Linked DNA regions of Homo sapiens: region 1 is linked to region 2. A link is an interaction called in ENCODE POLR2A ChIA-PET data of the cell type or tissue named here. Cell type or tissue: MCF 10A. All regions are shown on one strand. Links, peaks and the distances in the headings refer to the core of each region. The heading gives the core; the rest is flanking DNA.

What was found. ChIA-PET counts read pairs that join two places held together with the same protein. Peaks named below come from ENCODE experiments on the same cell type or tissue, not always from the same donor. Only the 100,000 strongest peaks of a DNase experiment are listed, where the experiment ranks them.
Region 1: POLR2A ChIA-PET joins it to region 2 with 5 read pairs; 10 of 35 experiments call an interaction of 5 or more read pairs at or near these places.

The regions. Positions count from the first base shown.
Region 1 is chr4:4,577,637-4,588,139 of GRCh38, reverse strand. All of the region lies in intron 2 of LOC124900165, which reads right to left. The region is part of intron 2 of STX18-AS1 (STX18 antisense RNA 1 (head to head)); the gene reads right to left. Among named protein-coding and RNA genes, the nearest start is that of LINC03091, 7.0 kb to the right of the region's middle. RefSeq lists an enhancer at 5,293-5,793. In MCF 10A, for the core only: no CTCF peak of the experiment used is centred there; a DNase peak (open chromatin) is centred at 4,329.
Region 2 is chr4:4,653,817-4,664,319 of GRCh38, reverse strand. All of the region lies in intron 5 of LOC124900165, which reads right to left. The region is part of intron 4 of STX18-AS1 (STX18 antisense RNA 1 (head to head)); the gene reads right to left. Among named protein-coding and RNA genes, the nearest start is that of SNORD162, 5.3 kb to the left of the region's middle. RefSeq lists a cis regulatory region at 4,153-4,163 and an enhancer at 4,086-4,230. In MCF 10A, for the core only: no CTCF peak of the experiment used is centred there; a DNase peak (open chromatin) is centred at 4,149.

The DNA of each region.
Region 1 (10,503 bases), core at 2,632-6,631, 76 kb after region 2:
CCATGTGTTCTTATTGTTCAACTCCTACTTATAAGTGAGAACATGCGGTGTTTGGTTTTCTGTTCCTGTGTTAGTTTGCTGAGGATGATGGCTTCCAGCTCCATCCATGTCCCTGCAAAGGACATGATCTCATTCCTTTTTATGGCTGCATAGTATTCCATGGTGTATATGTACCACATTTTCTTTATCCAGTCTATCAATTGATGGGCATTTGGGTTGGTTCTATGTCTGCTATTGTAAATAGTGCTGCAATAAACATACATGTGCATGTGTCTTTATAGTAGAATGATTTATATTCCTTTTGGCATATATACCCAGTAATGGGATTGCTAGGTCAAATGGTATTTCTGGTTCTATATCCTGAGGAATTGCCACACTGTCTTCCACAATGGTTGAACTAATTTACATTCCCACCAACAGCCTCACCAGCATCTATTGTTTCCTGACTTTTTAATAATTGCCATTCCAACTGGCATGAGATGGTATCTCACTGTCGTTTTAGTTTGCAGTTCTCTAACTATCAGTGATGTTGAACTTCTTTTCATGTGTTTGCTGGCTCATAAATGTCTTCTTTTGAGAAGTGTCTGTTCATATCCTTTGCCCACTTTTTGATGGGGTTGTTTGTTTTTTCTTGTAAATTTGTTTAAGTTTCTTGTAAATTCTGGATATTAGACATTTGTCAGATGGGTAGATTGCAAACATTTTCTCCCATTCTGTAGGTTGCCTGTTCACTCTGATGCTAGTTTCTTTTGTTGTGCAAAAGCTCTTTAGATTAATTAGATCCCATTTATCAATTCTGGCTTTTGTTGCAATTGCTTTTGGCGTTTTCCTCACGAAGTCTTTGCCCATCCCTATGATTGCCTAGGTTTTCTTCTAGGGTTTTTATGGTTTTGGGTTTTACATTTAAATCGTTAATCCATCTTGAGTTAATTTTTGTAGAAGGTTTAAGGAAGGGGTCCAGTTTCAATTTTCTGCATATGGCTAGCCAGTTTTCCCAGTACCATGTATTAAATAGGAGGTCCTTTCTCCATTGCTTGTTTTTGTCAGACTTGTCAAAGAACAGATGGTTGTAGATGTGTGATGTTCCTTTTGAGGCCTCTGTTCTGTTCCATTGGCCTATATGTCTGTTTTGGTACCAATACCATGCTGCTTTGGATACTGTAGCTTTGTAGTATAGTTTGAAGTCAGATAGCATGAGGCCTCCAGCTTTGTTCTTTTTGCTTAAGATTGTCTTGGCTATACAGGATCTATTTTGGTTCCATATGAAATGGCCTCTTCTTATAAAAGCATCAATCTCATTTATCAGGGCTCTACCCTCATGACCTAATCACTTCCCAAAGGCCTGATTTCCAAATACTATCATATTGGGATTAAGATTTCAATATAGAAATTTTGGAGGTAACACGAACATTAGTCCACTGCATTCTGTTCCAAACCCCGCAAAGATCATATCCTTCTCACATGTAAAATATATTCATTCCATCCCCAAAGCCCTCAAAGTTTTAACTCATTCTAGCATCATCAACTCCAAACTCTTATCTAAGTATCATCTAAATCAGATAAGGTGAGACTCAGAGTACAATTCATTCTGAGGCAAAATTCACAGCTGCAAACATGTGAAACCAAACATGTTTTCAAAATACAGTGGTGAGACAGACATAGATAGACATTCCCATTCTGACACGGAGAAATAGAAAAGAAAGAAGGGTTAACAGATCCCAAGGGAGTCCCAAACCTCACAAGACAACTTTCACCAGGTCTTCAGGCTGAAGATAATCCTCTGTGGCTTGATGCTCTCCCCTCTAGGGCCACTGGACACACTGGGGCAGAGGTACAGTCTTGCAGACCCACTTGGGAGGTGGTCTTCTCCAAAAAGCTCTGCTGGACAGGACTTGCAGCTCCAGGGCTCTGCCAGGAGGTGGTATCCCCAACAGCTTTGGGTGGAGCTCATTTCTGTTGAAAGCAAGGCAATGGTCCCTCCTTTTGAAACTAAGAAGGTAACCTACTGACCTCTGCATTGCCCTTGGGTTCATTCTTCCCCTTGTCTTTAACAAGAGCACACATTCACAACTGAATAGCTCTATAGTCCTGTCCTGTAAAATCCAAAAAGTCCAACAACTTTCCTTCATTCTTTACCATCCCCTTCCTATTTAGTTCAAACTGACAGTTGTCCTGCTGGGAAACCGCTGGTTGATTAAGTCCATGGTTCACACCTATACTGACCTCCATATCAAATGGTCAGTTAGCCACACCCTTAGTGTTATTTTCCAAACACACTTTCTCCATTTTTGCAATATGAGTAGGCTGAGAATTTTCCACATCTTTAAGTTCTAGTTCCTTTTGCTCGATAATTCCATCTTCAAGCCATTTCCATCTTCTTATGTTTTGCCTTAAGTGGTCAGAAGGAAGCCAGTGACTTCTTCAACACTTGGCTTAGAAATCTCCTCTGCTAAATATCCACTTTCACTGCTCACGAGTTTTATCTTCCACAAAAATACTAGAATGCAAAGACAATTCAGCCAAGGTTTTTTGCCACTTTATAACAAGGATTGCCTTTTTTCCATTGTCTAACAATTTGTTCCTCATTCCTGTCAGACACCTCATCAGAATGGCCTTTATTAGCCATATTTCCACCAACATTCTGTACACGATTATTTATGTATTCTCTAAGAAGACAGAAGCTTTCTCAATACCTCTCATCTTTCCTTTCTGAATCATCTTTAAAAGTACTTTTGGCCAGGCACAGTGGCCAAAAGTGCTGTAATTCCAGCACTTTGAGAGGCCAAGGCAGGAGAATAGTTGAGCTCAGGAGTTGAAGACCAGCCTGGGCAACATAGCAAGACCATCTATCTACTAAAAATCAAAAAAATTAGTCAGGTGTGATGGCACACATCAGTAGCCCTAGCCACTGGGGAGGCGGAGGCAGTAGGATTACTTGAGCCCAGGAAGTCAAGGCTGCAGTGAGCCATGATTGCACCACTGCTCTCCAGCCTGAGTGACAAAGCAAGATCCTGTTTTTATGTTTTTTGTTTTTTGTTTTTAGTGACAATTTTGACCTTTCCTAGTATGCACTTCAAAAGTCTTAACAATTTTGACCTCTCCTAGTGGGCACTTCAAAACTCTTCCAGCTTCTACCCATTACCCAAAACTGCTTCCACATTTTTAGGTATTTGTTATAGGAGGCACCCCCACTTTTTGGTACCAGTTTTGGTCTTCATCAGTTTAAGCTGCTATAACAAAATATCACAGACTGGCTGGCTTATAGATAACAGAAATTCATTTCTCACAAGTCTGGAAGATGGAAAGCTGAGATCAGGTTGCCAGCATGGTGTGGTTCTGATGAGGACCCTCTTTTGTGCTGCAGACTGGAAAAATTAGAGTTTGGAGTAAAAAGTGGCCATGACATAAGGGACTAGATACCAGATGACGGGGAACCACAGAGAAGTGAGTCCTACAGTCTGTATATGATTTCTCCCCAAGAGAAATCCTGTGTAATCACAGAAAGAGGCCCAGAGAACCCCACTATAAAGCAACTTCTAAAGCTAAAAGATGAGCAGAGAACATGGCAGTCTCATGGGGTTGGGGAAATAAAAACTGGAGTTCACAGCAAGTTAAGGATTAGGGCTCCCAACAAACACCTCAAGCTTTCCACCGAAACCCTAAAAAGGGTTAGAATAAGAGGAAATGTGAAACAGGCCAGCTGTGACTAGATAAAGATGATTTGGCCATACTCTATGTGCCAATAAGAAGAAAATTAAACCCTTTCTGAAAGAATATAACACCAACCATAAGCTCTATAACTTTTCATATGCAATTTTCAGCCTGCAATAAAAAATTACCAGGCAGGACAGGCAACATGATTAAATGCTGAAAATCAAGAGAAAAATGGAGAGTAAAAACAGACAGCAGAAGAACCAGGTATTGAACTTTCCAGACATAAACTTTAAAATAGCCATGATTACAATGCCAAAAGACAGGCAGAGTGGTGGAGAAAATCCCCAGAAACTGGCATCTATTTAAAAATAGCCAATTGGAAATCCTAAAATTGAAAAATATACAATAGAAAGTAAAATTTTAATTGTTAGCTCAGTATACCTATCAGAAGAGAGAACAAGTGAACCAGAAAATAGAAATATAAAAATATTCAAACTAAAGCAGAGAGAAAAAGGATAAAAATACAGAAAATTAGACATATATATGGGACCAAGTAGAAGATATTTAACAACATGTAATTGGAGGCACAAGAATACAGGAGAGAAAAAATGGAGCAGTTGGTGGCGAATTGCACGTGTCAACTTGACTAGATTGTGGTGATTCATTGTTTGGTGCTGGGTTCTGAATGTCTGTGTCCTCCCACAAAATTCATGTGTTGAAACCGAAGCCCCAAGGTGATAGTATTAGGAAGTGAAGGCTTTGGGAGGTGATTAGATCACAAAGGTAAAGCCCAGATGTGGAGTAAAAGGGGAAGAAAGGTGGGTAGGATCTGAAAACTGTTAGCATGAAACATAAAAATATATAGTCTGGGCTGGGCGCAGTGGCTCATGCCTATAATCCCAGCACTTTGGGAGGCCAAGGCAAGTGGATAACCTGAGGTCAGGAATTCGAAACCAGCCTGGCCAACATAGTAAAACTCCGTCTGGGTAGCTGATGGGATGGTGCCCACCCAGAGTGAGGGTGGGTCTGCCTCTCCCAGCCCGCTGACTCGAATGTCAATCTCCTCTGGCAACGCCCTCACAGACACGCCCACAAACAATACTTTACCAGCTATCTAGGCATCCCTCAATCCAATCAAGTTGACACCTAATATTAACCATCACACCAATTAAAAATAAAATAAAGGTAAAATGAAGATACTTCAGGCAAGAAAAAACTTTGAAAATGCATTGCCAGTAGACCAACACTAAAAGAAGTATTAAAGGAAATGATTCAAGATAGAAACACGAAAAGGTAGAAATAAATGAGGAGTGCTGGGAATGGTAAATATATTGGTATATGGGTAAATATAAGTAAATTCTGACAACTTAAACCAAAAGTAACAATGTTCTCAGGAAATTAAAATATATGTAGAATTAAATACATGATAACGTAGCACAAAAAGCAGAAGGAGAGAAATGGACTAATGGTGTTGTACTAACAACACTTGCCATGGTAACATCCAAAACTAAACAGAATGTAACAAGCCAACAATGAGTATTCTACTCTCTAGGGCAGGGGTTCCCAACCTCTGGGCCATGGACAGGTAGCAGTCTGTGGCCTGTTAGGAACCAGGCCGCACAGCAGGAGGTGAGTGAGGGGTGAGCGAGCATTGCCGCCTGAGCTCCGCCTCCTGTCAGATCAGCAGCTGCATTAGATTCTCATAGGAGCGCCAACCCTATCGTGAGCTGCACATTCCAGGGATCTAGGTTGCAGGCTCTTTATGAGAATCTAACAATGCCTGATGACCTGAGCTGGAACAGTTTCATCCCAAAACCATTCCCCTGCCCCCGATCCATGAAAAAAATTGTCTTCCATTAAACTGGTCCCTGGTGCGGAAAAGATTGGGGACCGCTGCTCTACGGGAACAGGTACAGGAATAATACAGAATGCATAACGAATAAGTTAGCAGGGTGGGGAAAATGGAATAATTTTCAAAATTTTTTTAGCAATCCAAAAATTATCAGATATCTAAAATAGTAAAACCCAATTACATTGTGATTATATGAAACATTTACCTTAAAGATAAGGAGTCTGAAAAACTGAAATTAAAAGGACAGGAAAAGCTGATACATAACTACATTAACATATACTTAATAACAACACTACATAATTATAACACATACATATGTAGTTATATAACATATAAAGACAATACATTCTGTAAGGCAAGATTTGTTACTAGAGATATTTTATAATATCAAAAAGTCATTTAATAAGATAATAATTTAAAATTTGCATGCAGCAAAAAACATAGCCTCAAAGAAAGTGGGACAAAAGGAGAAACAGTCAAATCCATTATCCTAGTGGAGATTTTAAAATACATCTCTCAGTTATTGAAAGAAAAAGCAGAGAGAAATTCAGTAAAGATATAAAAGATTTTAACATGATTAATGAACTGGAGCCAATAAAAATAAATAGAGCTGGCCGAGCACGGTGGCTCACACCTATAATCCCAGCTCTTTGGGAGGCTGAGGCAGGTGGATCACCTGAGGTCAGGAGTTTGAGACGAGCCTGGCCAACATGGTGAAACACTGTCTCTACTAATAATATAAAAATTAGCCAGGTATGGCGGCACGTGCCTGTAATCCCAGCTACTGGGGAGGCTAAGGCAGGAGAATCACTTGAACCCAGGAGACAGAGGTTGCAGTGAGCCGAGATCATGTCGTTGCACTCTAGTCTGGGCAACAGAATGAGACCCTGTCTCAAAAAAAAAAAAAAAAAAAAAAAGGCAATGCAACCAACAGCTGCAGTTTACATATTCCCTTTTTTTTTTTTTTTTTGAGACAGGGTCTCACTCTGTTGCCCAGGCTAGAGTGCAGTGGCACAACCGTGGCTCACAGCAGCCTCAATCTCTGAGGCTCAAGCTATCCCCGCAACCTCAGGACCATAGATGTGCATCACCATGCCCAGCTATTTTTTTTTAAATTTTTTGTAGAAATGGAGTCTCACTATGTTGCTCAAACTGGTCTCAAACTCCTGGGCTCAAGTGATCCTCCTGCCTGGGCCTCTCAAAGTGCTGGGATTACAGGCGAGAGCCACCATGCCCAGCCAATCTCAATGAGTTTGAAAGGTTTATCATCATACAGTTATACTCTCTGATCATAGTGAAATTAAGCTAGAAATCAATAATAACATAACTAGGAAAACTCTAAATATTTATATTTATGTGTGTATAGCAGCATAAATCATGATAGCCAAAACCGGAAGCAAACCACATGCCATTCAACTGGAGAAGAAATAAACAAGCTGTGGCATATCCATACAATGGAATACAGGGCAGCAAGAAGAAAGAGCACATGACTACTATACACGGCTACAGGGAGGAGTCTTGCACGCACATTGTTGAATGAAGGAAGCCAGATATAAAAGACAGCTTACTCTATGGTTTCATTTATATAAAATCCAAAAATGAGCAAAACTAATATACAGCAACTGCAGTACAAATAGCGGTTCCCTTTCTTAGGGGATAATGACAGGAGGCACATAGGAGGGGGACTTCAGGGCATCTATCAGGCTTCATATCTTGATCTGAGTGGTGGTTCCAAGGGGATATTCATCATTTTGTAAAAGTTCTTAGTGCTGGGCACTTGAGTTATGCAAATTGCTGGATACAAGTTCTACTTTCAGAAGAAGTTTGCCCCTCGCCAAAACAAGAAACTTCATTCATAGGCTGGTTAAATAGCCAGATCTGGAGTCAGGCAGCCTGAGCTCAAATCCTGGCTCAACTGTTTACACTCTGTGTGTCCTTAGACTATGTAGCTTCTCTACGCCTCAGTTTCCTCATCTGCAAAATGGGGATATCACCAGTACTTAAGCCTAAGGTTGTTTTGTGGACTTATGAGTTGATCCATGCAAAGTACTTACCATAGTATCAAATATATAGTAAGATCTCAACTTACATTGCTCTTTTTAAAAAAGATCTTTGCAACCAACCTAGAGGGCCACACAACGTTGGGAGTAAAAGCAAGGACTTTATACCCTTGGACATTTTTCCCAGAAAAGTAAAAACTTTTGTTTGCACAAACACCTGTACGTGAATGTTCACAGCAGCATTTCTCATAATGGCCAGAAACTGGACACAGATATTCTTCAGTGGGTAAATGGTTAAAGAAACTGTGGTACTTCTATGCCATGGAACACCACTCAGTTAAAATTAAAAAAAAAAACAAAACACTACTGATGCATGCCATAACTCAGTGACTCTCAAGAGAATTAGACTGAGTCAAAAAGCCAATCCCAGAAGCATATACTTCCACTTACAGAACATTCTCGAAATAATGAAATTATAGAGATAGAGAACAGGTTTAGTGTTACAAGAATGAGGGATGCTGGGTGACATGGAGAAGTAGATGTGATTATTAAAGGCTGCAGAAGCCTGTGCTGACAGAGCTGTTGTGTATCTTGACTGTGGCGCTACATACATGGACCTACATACATGTTAAAATTGCAAAGAACTAAATACACTCACATGAGGACAAGTAAAACTGAGGAAATCTGAATAAGGCTGGTGGATTTTATCAGTGTCAATATCTTTGTTATGATATTGTAGTACAGTTTTGCAAGATGCTCCCTTTGGAGAAAACTGGATAAGAGTTACACAAATCTCTCTGTATTACTTCTTACAACTGTGCGTTCATCTACAATGATCTTTGATGTCAGTCAGCCAAGGTCAGGTAATGTCCTGACTCCATCATTTACTAACTAGGTGACCTTGGGCAGGCAAACATCCTAAAGGCTCAGTTTTCTCACCAATGAAGTGGAGATAGTTAAGAGTTCCCACTCCCTAGGGTGAAGTGAGAATGAAGTCACTCAGCATAGTGCCCAGACAACATAAATCCTTCACAAATGTCACCTTAAGGAAAATTGCATAGTTACAAGTGAGAAGAGTGGAAGTGACTGGGTCACCCCAAAACGAGCCAGAATCCTGGTCTCTGAAGCTGGGTTCCAGGCGGTGAGACAGGAAAGGATCAAAGTGAGAAATCTGTGGGTGGATACACTGATTTTCTCCTCCTGACGTTTTTGTGTGTGTGTGTGTGTGTGTGTGTGTGTGTGTGTGTTGGGGGAGGGAAGAATTAGGAGCGGGGTGGGGGTGCATTAGGAGACAAAGGAAGAAGGGGTCAGAAAGCAGGCACCAAAAAAAAAAAAATGCTAAGAAAATCAAAGGGCTGCATGGAAACAATCCTTTCAGGGACTATTGTGCTCTTGCCCAGCTCCTCCACCGGGACTGAATGGATTCCTCAGCCGTGTCCTCCTCTCCCACCAGGGTGCCTGTAGGGGTCAACTGGGTTCAAGGATGTGACAGCTGCTCAGGACAGGGGAAAGCACTGCACAAATGTTTGCTGATGGTGACGATGACGATGTTGATTTTTGTATCTGTGGTTGGAAGGATCCCTCTGGAATCATTTCACATTCTGTGCTCTCCTGGCTGACCCAAATCTGGGCAACTGGGTTTTTGTTGTTGTTGTTGTTTGTTTGTTTTTTGTTTTTGTCACTCTCTTTGTGCCCACTGCCAGGGCTCAAGGTCTGTCCCTTCAGAGCAAGAGGTGACCTTAGAAGTCCTGCTTGCTCCTCAGTGAATCCACAGATGGGCAAAAGTAACTGCATCCTCTGGGAGCTTGTTAGAAGTGCAGGATGTCTGCCCCCAGCAGGTCTCCTCATCAGGCTCCACATTTTAACAGGATCCTCGGATGATTTGAGAAGCTCTGATCTAGTCCAGACTTCTGGTTCCCTGAGGAGGAAACAAAGGCTCCAAGAGGGTAAGGGACCTGCTCCAAGTCACAAAGAATGCTTGTGCCAGGGCTGGAACTGGCACCCTGGCTCCTGGGCCCCCAGACAGCTGTCTTTAGTCAGAAGCCTTTGGGTAAAATAGGTTGTGGAGGACTGGATGTGAGATTCCTTTGTAAGGAGGAAAGCTGTCTTCTGCCCTGAAAGCTGTTCTAGTGGGAACACAGTGTCCCTCACTGACCTCATGCAGCTGTGGTTTGGGTACAGGTAAGAAGAAAGTCCATGCAATTTGCAGATATATAAAATCTCTCCTCTTCCAGAGAAGGCTGTGCAGAAACATCATAGCAGTTAGATTGCTTTTGCATTGACTCAGACCTCTCTGTGCCTCAGTTTCCTCATCTGGAAAAGATGTTCCCTCCTGCAATGAGCACCTGCCACATGCCAAGCCCAATGCCTGGTGGTCACACAAGTCACAATGGCATGAGACACACAGAAAGACCATGGCAGTGTCTGCTAAGGATTCAAGGAAAAGTGAGGAGAGTGCACCCAGAAAAAAAAATCACAGAGAATCACAGGCTATCACTGGAGAAAATATCTATTTGACCCCATTTGCGAAAGTAGGCCATTAGAACTTTACCTTTCCCTAATGCTCAGTTGCATGAAACCAAACTGCTTCTTCCATGAACCCATATGAGAGAATGATGGCACTGAAAGGAGCTTCAGATAGGAAATTTTCTGATCCACCTTCATTTTCCAGAAGGGGAAACTGAGGAACAGAGAGGTGCAGAAACTTCCCTGGGGACACACAACATGAGTAGTAGCACCATGTTATGGACAGAATGTTTGTGTTCCCTCCATATTCATATGTTGAAGCCTTAACTCCCAAGGTTGGTATTTGGAGGTGGGGCCTTTGGAGATAGTTTAGTTGAGATGAGGTCATGAGGGTGGGATCTTCATGACTGGATTAGTGCCTTTATAGGAAGAGACCAGAGAGCTTGTTCCCTCTCTCTCTCCACTATGTGAGAACACAGCAAGAAGGCAGCCATCCGCAAGCCAGGACAGGAGCCCTTACCAGACAAGAAT
Region 2 (10,503 bases), core at 2,614-6,613:
CCCATCCGCTTAGCCTCAGCTACCCTGGGTCTTTGCATGTTCCTGGACTGGGACTGGGATGCCCTGCCAGCCCCCAGCCCTCAGCTAGTCTGTTCTCCCTCCCTGTCGAATCCATCCTGCTTCTACACCTGGCCAGCTCTCACTCAACTGGCAAGACCCAAGTGAAAGGACCCTGCTTCAAGGCTCCAACAGACCTTCCCCAAGCCCCATCCAGCCTGCTTCAGGGCCTCCCTCTGTGTCCCCACAGCCCCTCGCATAGCACCTGTCACACAGTACTGTCATTGTCCATTCACAGGACTCCCTCACAACCACCTGAGGGCAGGGGTCATGCACCACCCACCCCTGGGCCCCCAGCCCTCTGCCAGCCAATGACGCATGGGATGCGTGTTGAGTGAATAAATGCTTAAAATGAATAAATGCTCCATAAATAACTGAGTAAATCTCAACAGTCTCCCCAAATGTGCATCCATATGAATCCCAACTTCACCTCAAAGGTCATATCCCCACATAGGAACAGAAATAGGAGAAAAGGAAACCAGCAAGGCCTTCAGTCCCCTAAAAGAGCAAAGATAAATAAAGGTGAAAATCCCTGTAAATTCTCTATGTTGGGCTCCCTTTAAGCTGGACATGAAACATGCCTCATGAGCCCTTGCTTTTTGGTGTGTGCATGTAAGAAAATTAAGAAAATTATATATATTTTTCCTTTTTTTTTTTTTTTGAGACGGAGTTTCGCTCTTGTTGCCCAGGCTGGAGTACAATGGCGCAATCTCCGCCTCCCCAATTCCCCAGTTCAAGCGATTCTCCTGCCTCAGCTAATTTTGTATTTTCAGTAGAGACAGGGTTTCTCCATGTTGGTCAGACTGCTCTCGAACTCCTGACCTCAGGTGACCTGCCCGTCTCGGCCTCCCAAAGTACTGGGATTACAGGTGTGAGCCACCGTGCCCGGCGAGAAAATTGTAATTTGTCTAGCTGTAGAAAATTCTCTTCTTTATGAGCTTCCAAACCCATCTTATCAGTGTGCAATTTTGACTGTTTGCTTTCTCCTGAATGAATATTGTTGTTGGCAGGAACAGCGATATGATTAATTCCCTGAGGGTGGTTAGCTTGGGATGACCAAGAGGGACCCACTGGATAACTTCGTAACATTGACGCTGGGAAGAAAAGTTCCAGATGCAGGTTGGTGTTTAATTTCTCACGGGGTCCCAAATCTAGGAAGAATCTTTCTAAAAGTTAAACGGCCAATCACTAAATATTTCCCAATGACCACAACCCACCCAGAAGGGGAAGTTAGGGCAGGCTGTGTTCTCTTGGTGTGAGAGTTTTTATCCTAAACTTTGTCCTGGACAAAGTGGCCAGCGACACAGTAGCCTTGATCGTGTCACTGCACTCTCCACTTCCATCCACAACTTCTTGCCAAGCCGCAAATTTGCCATTCTCTTGTTTCCTCTGCCTGACACTACATTCCCTTCCTGCGTTGGCCCTGCCTCCTGCAGGTCTCAGCTTAAATGTTACCTCCTCAGGAGACCTTTGAGCCCCATTCCAGCTCAGCCCCTCCTGCAGGCCCTTGTGTGATGGTCCCCAGGTAAGGTGACTGCATCTGCCCTGGCCACACCACACTCCAGCACCCAAGACCACACCTGGCACAGAGTGAGATTCAATATCCAGAAAGTAAAAACAGCTTGGCTGTCTCTTTGCAGCCTCTGGTTTAGTGAAAGGCACACACTGGCAGGAGGACAGAAACTGTCATTCATGTATAGTGACTCTAAGAGAGACCCAGAATAATCGTGGCTTAAACTCGAGAGAGAGGTTTGTTTCTCTCTCACCAGGGACCCAAGCTTCCTCTGTCTTCTTGCTCTGCCTAACAGGAAACTCCCACTCATGGCCCAATATGGTTCCTCTGGCTCCTGCCCTCACATCTGCACTCCAGCCAGTGAGAAGAAAAGGGGCAGAGGAAGGACATGCCCTGCAAGTTGCACATATCACTTTGGTTCACAGCTCATTGGCTGGAACCTGATCCCATGGCCACACCTGGCTGCAAGAGGGTCTGGGAAAGTAGGCATCAGCTAGGCACCCACATGCCAGCTAAGAACTCAATTACTGTAGAAGCAGGAGAGAATGGACAGTGGGGGACAGTGGGGGAATGCCACCTCCAGGGATCATCGTGAGTAACTCTCACCATCCTCTCCTCAGACAGTCTCTAACCAGTCACCATGTCCTTGTCCCTTGGGTTTAACCTTCCAAGGGTCCTCATCCCTCAGCTGGAATGCCACAGTAGTCCCCTCCCCACCAGCCCTGCCACCCCACCACAGCCACACTGGCCCCAATCTATCCTCCATATCTGAGAGTCCATGTGGTACAACCCTGTGGTGGGCAATTTGGAAATATATATCAAAATTGCAAATTCCCATGGAGCCCTTGACCCAGCAATTATATATCTAGGAACGTGTCCTACTATGCTGCTTATGTGCAGGCACAATGCTGCTATCCATTGTGGTCCAGTGCTATTCAGTGCAGGGCTGTGTATAACAGAGAACAACTAGAAATAACCCAATAGCTATGCTTATGGGATTGTGAATAAATCACAATATACCTGTGCATTGAGACCCTACCTATTACTCAAATAAAAAAAGGAAAGACTAGGTAGGTGTAGTGTCTCACTCCTGTAATTCCAGCACTTTGGGAGGCCAAGGTGGGAGAATCCCTTAAGCCTAGGAGTTCAAGACCAGCCTGAGCAATATAAGGAGATCCCTGTCTCTACCAAAAATTTAAAACTTAGCCAGGCATGGTGGCATGGACCTGTAGTTTCAGCTTCTTGGAAAGCTGAAGCAGGAGGATCGCTTGAGCCAGGAAGGTCAAGGAGAGTGCAGGGAGCTGTGATTGTGCCATCGCACTCCAGTCTGGGTGAGAGAGCAAGACCCTCTCTCCAAAAAAAAAAAAAAAAAAAAAAAAAAAAAAAAAAAAAAAAGTGTTCTGTGCTCTGATATGCAAAGATCTGCAAGATAAACTATTAGAAAAGAGATTCATGGTTGCCAGGGCAATATAGGAAATAGAAAGAGCTGGGCATGATGACTCATACCTGTAATCCCAGCACTTTGGGAGGCTGGGGCAGAAGATCACTTGAGATCAGGAGTTCTAGACCAGTCTAGCCAACATGGTGCAACCCTGTCTCTACTAAAAATACAAAAATTGGGCTGGGTGCGATGGTTCATGCCTGTAATCCCAGCACTTTGGGAGGCCATGATCCTCATGGATCATGAGTTCAGGAGCTCAAGACCAGCCTGGCCAAGATGGTGAAACATGGTCTCTACTAAAAATACAAAAATTAGCCAGGCATGGTGGCAGGTGCCTGTAATCCCAGCTACCTGGGAGGCTGAGGCAGAGAATTGCTTGAACTTCGGCGGTGGAGGTTGCAGTGAGCCGAGATCGTGCCACTCTACTCTAGCCTGGGCAACAGAGCAAGACTCTCTCAAAAAAAAAAAAATACAAAAATTAGTTGGGAGTAGTGGTGGGTGCCTATAATCCCGGCTACTGGGGAGGCTGAGTCAGGAGAATCCCTTGAACCCAGGAGGCAGAGGTTGCAGTGAGCCAAGATTGTGCCACTGCACTCCAGCCTGGGCAACAGAGCGAGACTCTATCTCAAAAAAAAAAAAAAAAAACAAAGGAAATAGAAAGTCAGGATTCTTTCTGGGGTGATGAGAGTATTTTAGAATGAGATAGTGGTCACAGTTACACAACTCTGTAAACATACTGAAAAACCACTGAATTATATACACTTTAAAGGGTAAATTTTTCATCACTAAGCAAAAAAAGCCAGGTGCAGAATGACACCATAATATTTTGTGTTAACAGGAAAAATAAGAATCTTCACTGACCATTGTTTCACTTAAACTCTGAAAGGCGACACAGAAAACTAACCTGGGAGACTAATGAAAATGGGAGTGGGGACGTCAAAAGGAAACTTTTCCATTTCCCTTGTATATTTGTTGGTTTGTGAGCCATGCGACTCTATTGTTGATTCAAATATTTTAATTAAAGAAACGGACCCTGAAGTGGCTCCCTGCTGCCTCCAGGTTCAAGTCCAAGATTTTGAGGCCGCAAAACAGCCTGGTCTCTGACTCACATCCTGCACAACCCCTGTTCCCTCCCCAGCCTCGCTGTGTCATCATTCTGTGTATCCTTGCTCTGGCTGGCTGTTCCTTCTACCAAAAACGCTGTTCTCCAAGCTGTTAACCTACTCACTCTCCACTATAGCTATAGCCACAAAGCAGGTGGGTAAGGCGTTGACCTTCATGGGTCCAAAGCCAGGCTCAAACTCTTCCTAGCTGGACAATCTGGGTAATTACCATATGCAAAATGGGAGCCATAAATACCGCCTGCCTTGTGAAAGAAGCTGCGTGTGCCTGACACATAGGGCCCAATGCGTGGTGGATGTTTTTATTTGGTTCAATCACAAAAGTAAAGAGAACCAGGGGCGCCTGGTGGGAGGAGCCTCTCCTTTACCTCCATGTATCTTGGGGCTGGAAAAACTAAACATTTGTTTTCTTAACCTCCTTTTAGGTCAGGCATGGCCAAGTGGAGGTTCCAGTGATCTACTGCTGCCAGTTATCTTTCGGCCACTATGGAGGTTCTAGTTACCTATCCCTGTCCAACCAAACACCTCTTAACTTAGGAGCCTAGGACAACTTCTGTATTTTGCTGATGGTTTTGTGGGTCAGGCAATCGGGAAGAGCCAGCTGGGTGGCTGTCTCTGCTCTACATGGGCCCAGTTAAGGTGGCTGGGGCTGAAGGACCCACCTCCAGGATGGCCTCACCTCATGTCTGGAGCCTCAGAACCCCTGAGCTCCCCCATCTCTCCAGGTGCCTTTTCCTCCTCCAGAGTTTCTCCTAACATGGCAGCCTCTGAGTTATCTGACTTCTTGCAGAGCGGAGGGAGGAGGTGGAAGCTCCTAGCCAGTTATGGGCCACACCTGGAGCTGTGCACAGGCAATTCCGTTGTGTTCTATGTAGTCATAGGATCTTCCCAAGTTCAAGACAGTGGAGAAACAACCCCTACCTTTTTTTTTTTTTTTGAGACAGAGTTTCACTATGTTGCCCAGGCTGAAGTGCAGTGGCATGATCTCTGCTCATTGTAACTTCTGCCTCCTGGGCTCAAGCGATTCTCCTGCCTCAGCCTCCCAAGTAACTGAGATTACAAGTGCCTACCATCACACCCAGCTAATTTTTGTATTTTTAGTATATACAGGTTTTCACCATGTTGGCCAGGCTGGTTTCCATCTCCTGACCTCAGGTGATCCACCTGCCTCAGCCTCCCAAAGTGCTGGGATTACAGGCATGAGCCACCGCTCTCAGCCCAGCCCCTACCTCTCGATGAGGGAGTGGCAAGGGCACCTTGCAGAAGAGCGTGTGTAATGGGAAATATCGCTGGCACCATCTTTGGAAAATACAATCTGCCATGCTGGGCTAAGCAGAAGCCTTTAGCAGATTCTGGAAAGCTTTGACTTTTTCAGTGAAAGGGTTCACATGTTGCTGGTACTGCCCCTGTTCCCCTTTCTTTCTTCCTTGAACAGGAATGTCATGGTCAGAGCAGCAGTAGCCATCTTGCAACCAAGAGAAAACAGTGAAGAGAAAAACAGACATGTCAGTCCTACTCCCTTGAACTGCTAAATCAACACCAGCAATCACCTGCCTTCGGGTTTCCTGTTACATGAGAAAAATAAACCTACTTTTCCAAACAGAATTCCAACTGATACAAGCAGGAGTTCTGACATAAGACAGAATGGGTTTGAATCTCGGCCTTTCTGGGGGTAGGAATCTTGGCTCTCTCTCCTTCAGTTTCTTCATCTGTAAAGTGCAGGCGACGATACCCACTATCTCATGAAGACCACATGGAAGACACATGTGAAAGTTCAGGACCCAGACTCTTTCCATCATGCTGTCCCCCCAGCTTAGCATGTGGCTTCCAGACCCAAAGTCCTCTCAGGATACAAGAGAGCTGCTAGAGTTCCAGACATCACATCTGCATTCCAGACACCTGGAAGGAGGAAGGAAGGAATGCTCGATCGAGATGAGTCAGCTCCCTTAAGGAATCTTCCTAGAAGTCCCTCTGACACTTCTGCTTTCATTCATTGGCCAGAACTTAGCCATATGACCACACCTGCCTTCAAGAGAACCAGGAAGTACAGTCTTTTAGTTGGGCATATTATAGCCCTGAATTCATTAGGTTTTGTTACTAAGGAAAAGAGATGTAGAGTGGGCAGCAGTCTGCCCCAACTCTGTGCATCTCCTCCGAGGCTGTTCTAGCACCCTAACTTCATCTTCCACTGGTTCCCATCCTGCAAGCTCCACTCCAGGCAGGCCTGTCCCCTGAATCCCCTGGCTACCATGCGCTGAGTGGGCATCCTTTTCTTGTCCGGACCCCAGGGTCCTCCTCTATAAAATGACTGGAGAGGCATTGTTGTGTCTAAGCCCCCATATCTGTCTGACAGCAGCAGTTCTCTGCTCTGTCTCTCTCACCCCCACTGTCATCTCCACCTCTGAGACACATGCACAGACCTTTCTCAACTGCTCAGTTCCTACCTCAGAACAGCCAACACTGAAATACACCCACAACCCATCCCCTCCCTGCTTTCTCATTGGAGACCAGCACCACAAGAGAAGCCGAGACCGCCAGCTAGATGCTCGTACTCCCAGCCTCCCTGACAACTAGGAGTGGCCTCTTGTCCTAGGTCTGCTAAGTGAGACATCAGTGATGTCTTTCAGGGCAGGGAAGCTTCTGGGACAGTTCTTCGTCACTGAGGAAGGAGAGAGGAGCGTTCCCTGTCACTCCCTTCCTACTGTGCTATTGTTGGGTGAGGAGATGATGCTCAGAGCTAGGCTGACACATTGTGACTGTGTGGGAAAGGTCAGAAGAATCTTAGAGAGGCCAAGCAAAGGCCCTAAAGTGGTTGGGCTCTCAGCAGTTTCCTTGTAAAGTTTTTGGATAAGTTAGGATCAGGGTCTCCTGCGTATGAGGATTAAATGATCCCGCTCAGTGTAATCTTCACGACATCCATGAAGTAGGTAACACTGTGACCCCACTTCACAGATGGAGAAACTGAGGCTCAGTAAGTAGGTAACACTGTGACCCCACTTCACAGATGGAGAAACTGAGGCTCAGTAAGTAGGTAACACTGTGGCCCACTTCACAGATGGAGAAACTGAGGCTCAGTAAGTGCCCCACACAGCCCATGAATAGAAGTGAGACCCAAGTTTGCCAAACACCCAAGCTTAATAGTCATTGAACAATTCTGCGAAATGGAGATTTAAAAACACAAATGCATGAAATGATAGGCCTGGCCCCCTGTCAATGTGCAGATTGTAGTTATTGTTGTTACTGACAGCACATGGCTTCCATGGCCAGGAGGAACGGCAAGTGGGAGGGTTGCATCCATTCTAAGCCTTCTGCGTTAGTCATTTCTGATGCTATCACAAAATACCTAAGAGTGGTGAATTTATAAAGAGCAAAATTGTATTTTTCAAAGCTCTGGAGGCTGGGAACCCAAAATCAAGGCACTAGCAAGTTCAGTTCTGGTGAGGGCTGCTCTGTTTCCAAGAGGGTGCCTTCTTGCTGCATCCTCTGGAGGGGATAAATGCTGTGTCCTCACATGGTGGGAGGAAGAGAAGGGCAAAGGGACGTATGTAATGAAGCCTCTTTCATAAGGTGATGTGGTTTGGATCTGTGTCCCCACCCAAATCTAATGCCGAATTGTAACCCTCAATGCTGAAGGTGGGGCCTGCTGGGAAGTGATTGGATCATGTGAGCAGTTTCTAATAGTTTAACACCATCCCCGTAGAGCTGTCTCATGACAGAGTTCTCAGATCTGGTTGTTTAACAGTGTGTGGCACCTTCCCTGTCTCTCTCCTCCTCCTGCTCCAGCCATGTAATGTCCCTGCTTCCCCTTCACCTTCCACCATGTTTGAAACTTTCCTGAGGCCTCCTCGGAAGCCATCATGCTTCCTGTACAGCCTGTGGAACCATGAGCCAGTCCAACCTTTTTTGTAAATTATCCAGTCTCAGGTATTTCCTTATAGCAGTGGGAGAACGGACTAAAACATAAGGCATTAGTCCCATGCATGAGAGTGGAACCCTCAAGACCTAATCATCTCCTAAAGGCCCCACCTCTTAATACCATTACATTGGCCATTAAGTTTCAACATATGAATCTGGGGAACACATTCAGACCACAGCGTCTTCTAAGGTCAGATAACCATGTGGTTTTTATTAAAACTCACATTGCTTTGCATTTTTCCTTCCCTTCCCTACATCCTCTGCTATTATATCTACCCTAAAAGGTTCAGCCTGCTCCCCCTTTTATTTTTTTGAGATGGAGTTTCGCTCTTCTTGCCCAGGCTGCAGTGCAATGGTGCAATCTCGGCTCCCCACAACCTCCACCTCCCAGGTTCAAGCGATTCTCCTGCCTCAGCCTCCCGAGCAGCTAGGATTATAGGCATGTGCCACCATGCCCGGCTAATTTTGTATTTTTAGTAGAGACAAGTTTTCTACATGTTGGTCAGGATGGTCTCGAACTCCCAACCTCAGGTGATCCACGCACCTTGGCCACCCAAAGTGCTGGGATTACAGGTGTGAGCCACCATGGCCGGCCTACCCTGCTCCCCTACTAAGCTCATGCATGTCTCCCTGCCTTTGCCCATGCTTATTCCCTGTGCTGCCTGCAGTGCCCTTCCTGTTGGTTCTTTCTTTCTTTTTTTTTTAAATATTAAAACTCCTATTCATCCTTCAATGCCTAGGTCAAATGGCACCCCTGTTCGTAGCTTTCCTTCATGCCTCCTTATACTCCTGATAAAAGAATTATTGCTCCTACCACCACCCTAGAGGGCCTGGAAAGGGCCTAAAATGTAAGCACTTACAGATCAAAATGTGGTTACTATCAACTCCTAATTATCCATAGGTTGAGAACTGCTTTTCTGATTATAGAAGTGACAGGCCATTGCAAACCTGGGACCAACCACCTCCCCAAGCAGGCTCACGAGTTAAGCCAAAGAGGAACCCAGACACCTTGTGAGTTGATCTGCTTGACAAGAACCAGGGACCCAGAGCCCCACCCTTCTTGCCTCCTCCTCATCAGTCCTGCAGCCCAAGGCTATGGATTGGCCTCCTCCTGTCAATAAAAGCTTACTGTTGCCTTGGAGCTGAGATTCCAGGGGCAGGATAAACTTAAAAACCAGTTACCATACCCAAACATACACGGTCATCTGCTTATGTCAAAGATAGCATTGCAGTGATCAGTCAATTGAATGTCTATGTGGGGAAAAAACAAAGCTGAATTCCATCTCACACCATTCACAAAAATCAATTCCAGATAGCTTATAGATCCAAATATGAAATGAAAGGTAGGCTGGGCGTGGTGGCTCACGCCTATAATCCCAGCACTTCGGGAGGCCGAGGCGGGCAGATCACCTGAGGTCAGGAGTTCGAGACCAGCCTGAACAATATGGAGAAACCCTGTCTCTACTAAAAATACAAAATTAGCCAGGCATGATGGTGCATGCCTGTAATCTCAGCTACTCGGTAGGCTGAGGCAGGAGAATCTCTTGAACCTGGGAGGTGGAGGTTGCGGTGAGCCGAGCGCCATTGCACTGCAGCCTGGGCAACAAGAGGAAAACTGTCTCAAAAATTAATTAATTAATTAAATAAAATGAAAGGTAAACAATAATGTTTTAGAAGAAACATAGAATAACATCTTCATGATCTCAGAGTAAACTGAGATTTCTTTTTTTTTTTTTTTTTTTTTTTTGAGATGGAGTCTCACTCTGTCGCCCAGGCTGGAGTGTGGTGGCACGATCTCGGCTCACTGCAACCTCCGCGTTCCGGGCTCAAGCGATTCTCCTGCCTCAGTCTCCTGAGTAGCTGGGACTACAGGCATGTGCCATCAGGCCCAGCTAATTTTTTTGTATTTTTAATAGAGACGGTGGTTTCACCGTGTTAGCCAGAATGGTCTCCATCTCCTGACCTCGTGATCCACCCACCTCGACCTCCCAAAGTGCTGGGATTACAGGCGCGAGCCACTGCGCCTGGCCTTAGATTTCTTAAATAGGACAAAAAGGGTGCTAACTACAAGATTAAAAACTAATAAAGTGGGATATATTAAAATTAAGTACTATATCCAAAAACACCATTAAAAGAGTGTAGCAGCAGCCCACAGAACAGGAGAATATATTCACAATATATACACCTGACAAAAGAGTAGTATCCAGAATATATAAAGAATGCCTATAAACCAATAAGAAAAAGAAACTATCCTATTTTTTAAATGGGCAAAAGACTTGAGCAGATACAAAAAAAAAAGAGAATATTCAAATAGCAATAGGCATATGAAGGTACTCTATATTAGTCATCAGGAAAATGCAATTCTTTATTCTAAAGGAGGTGAGAGCCACTGGGCTTTAGCACGGGACAGACGTGTTGAAAAATGGACTAAATGGGGCTGTGTGAGTTTCCCGGAG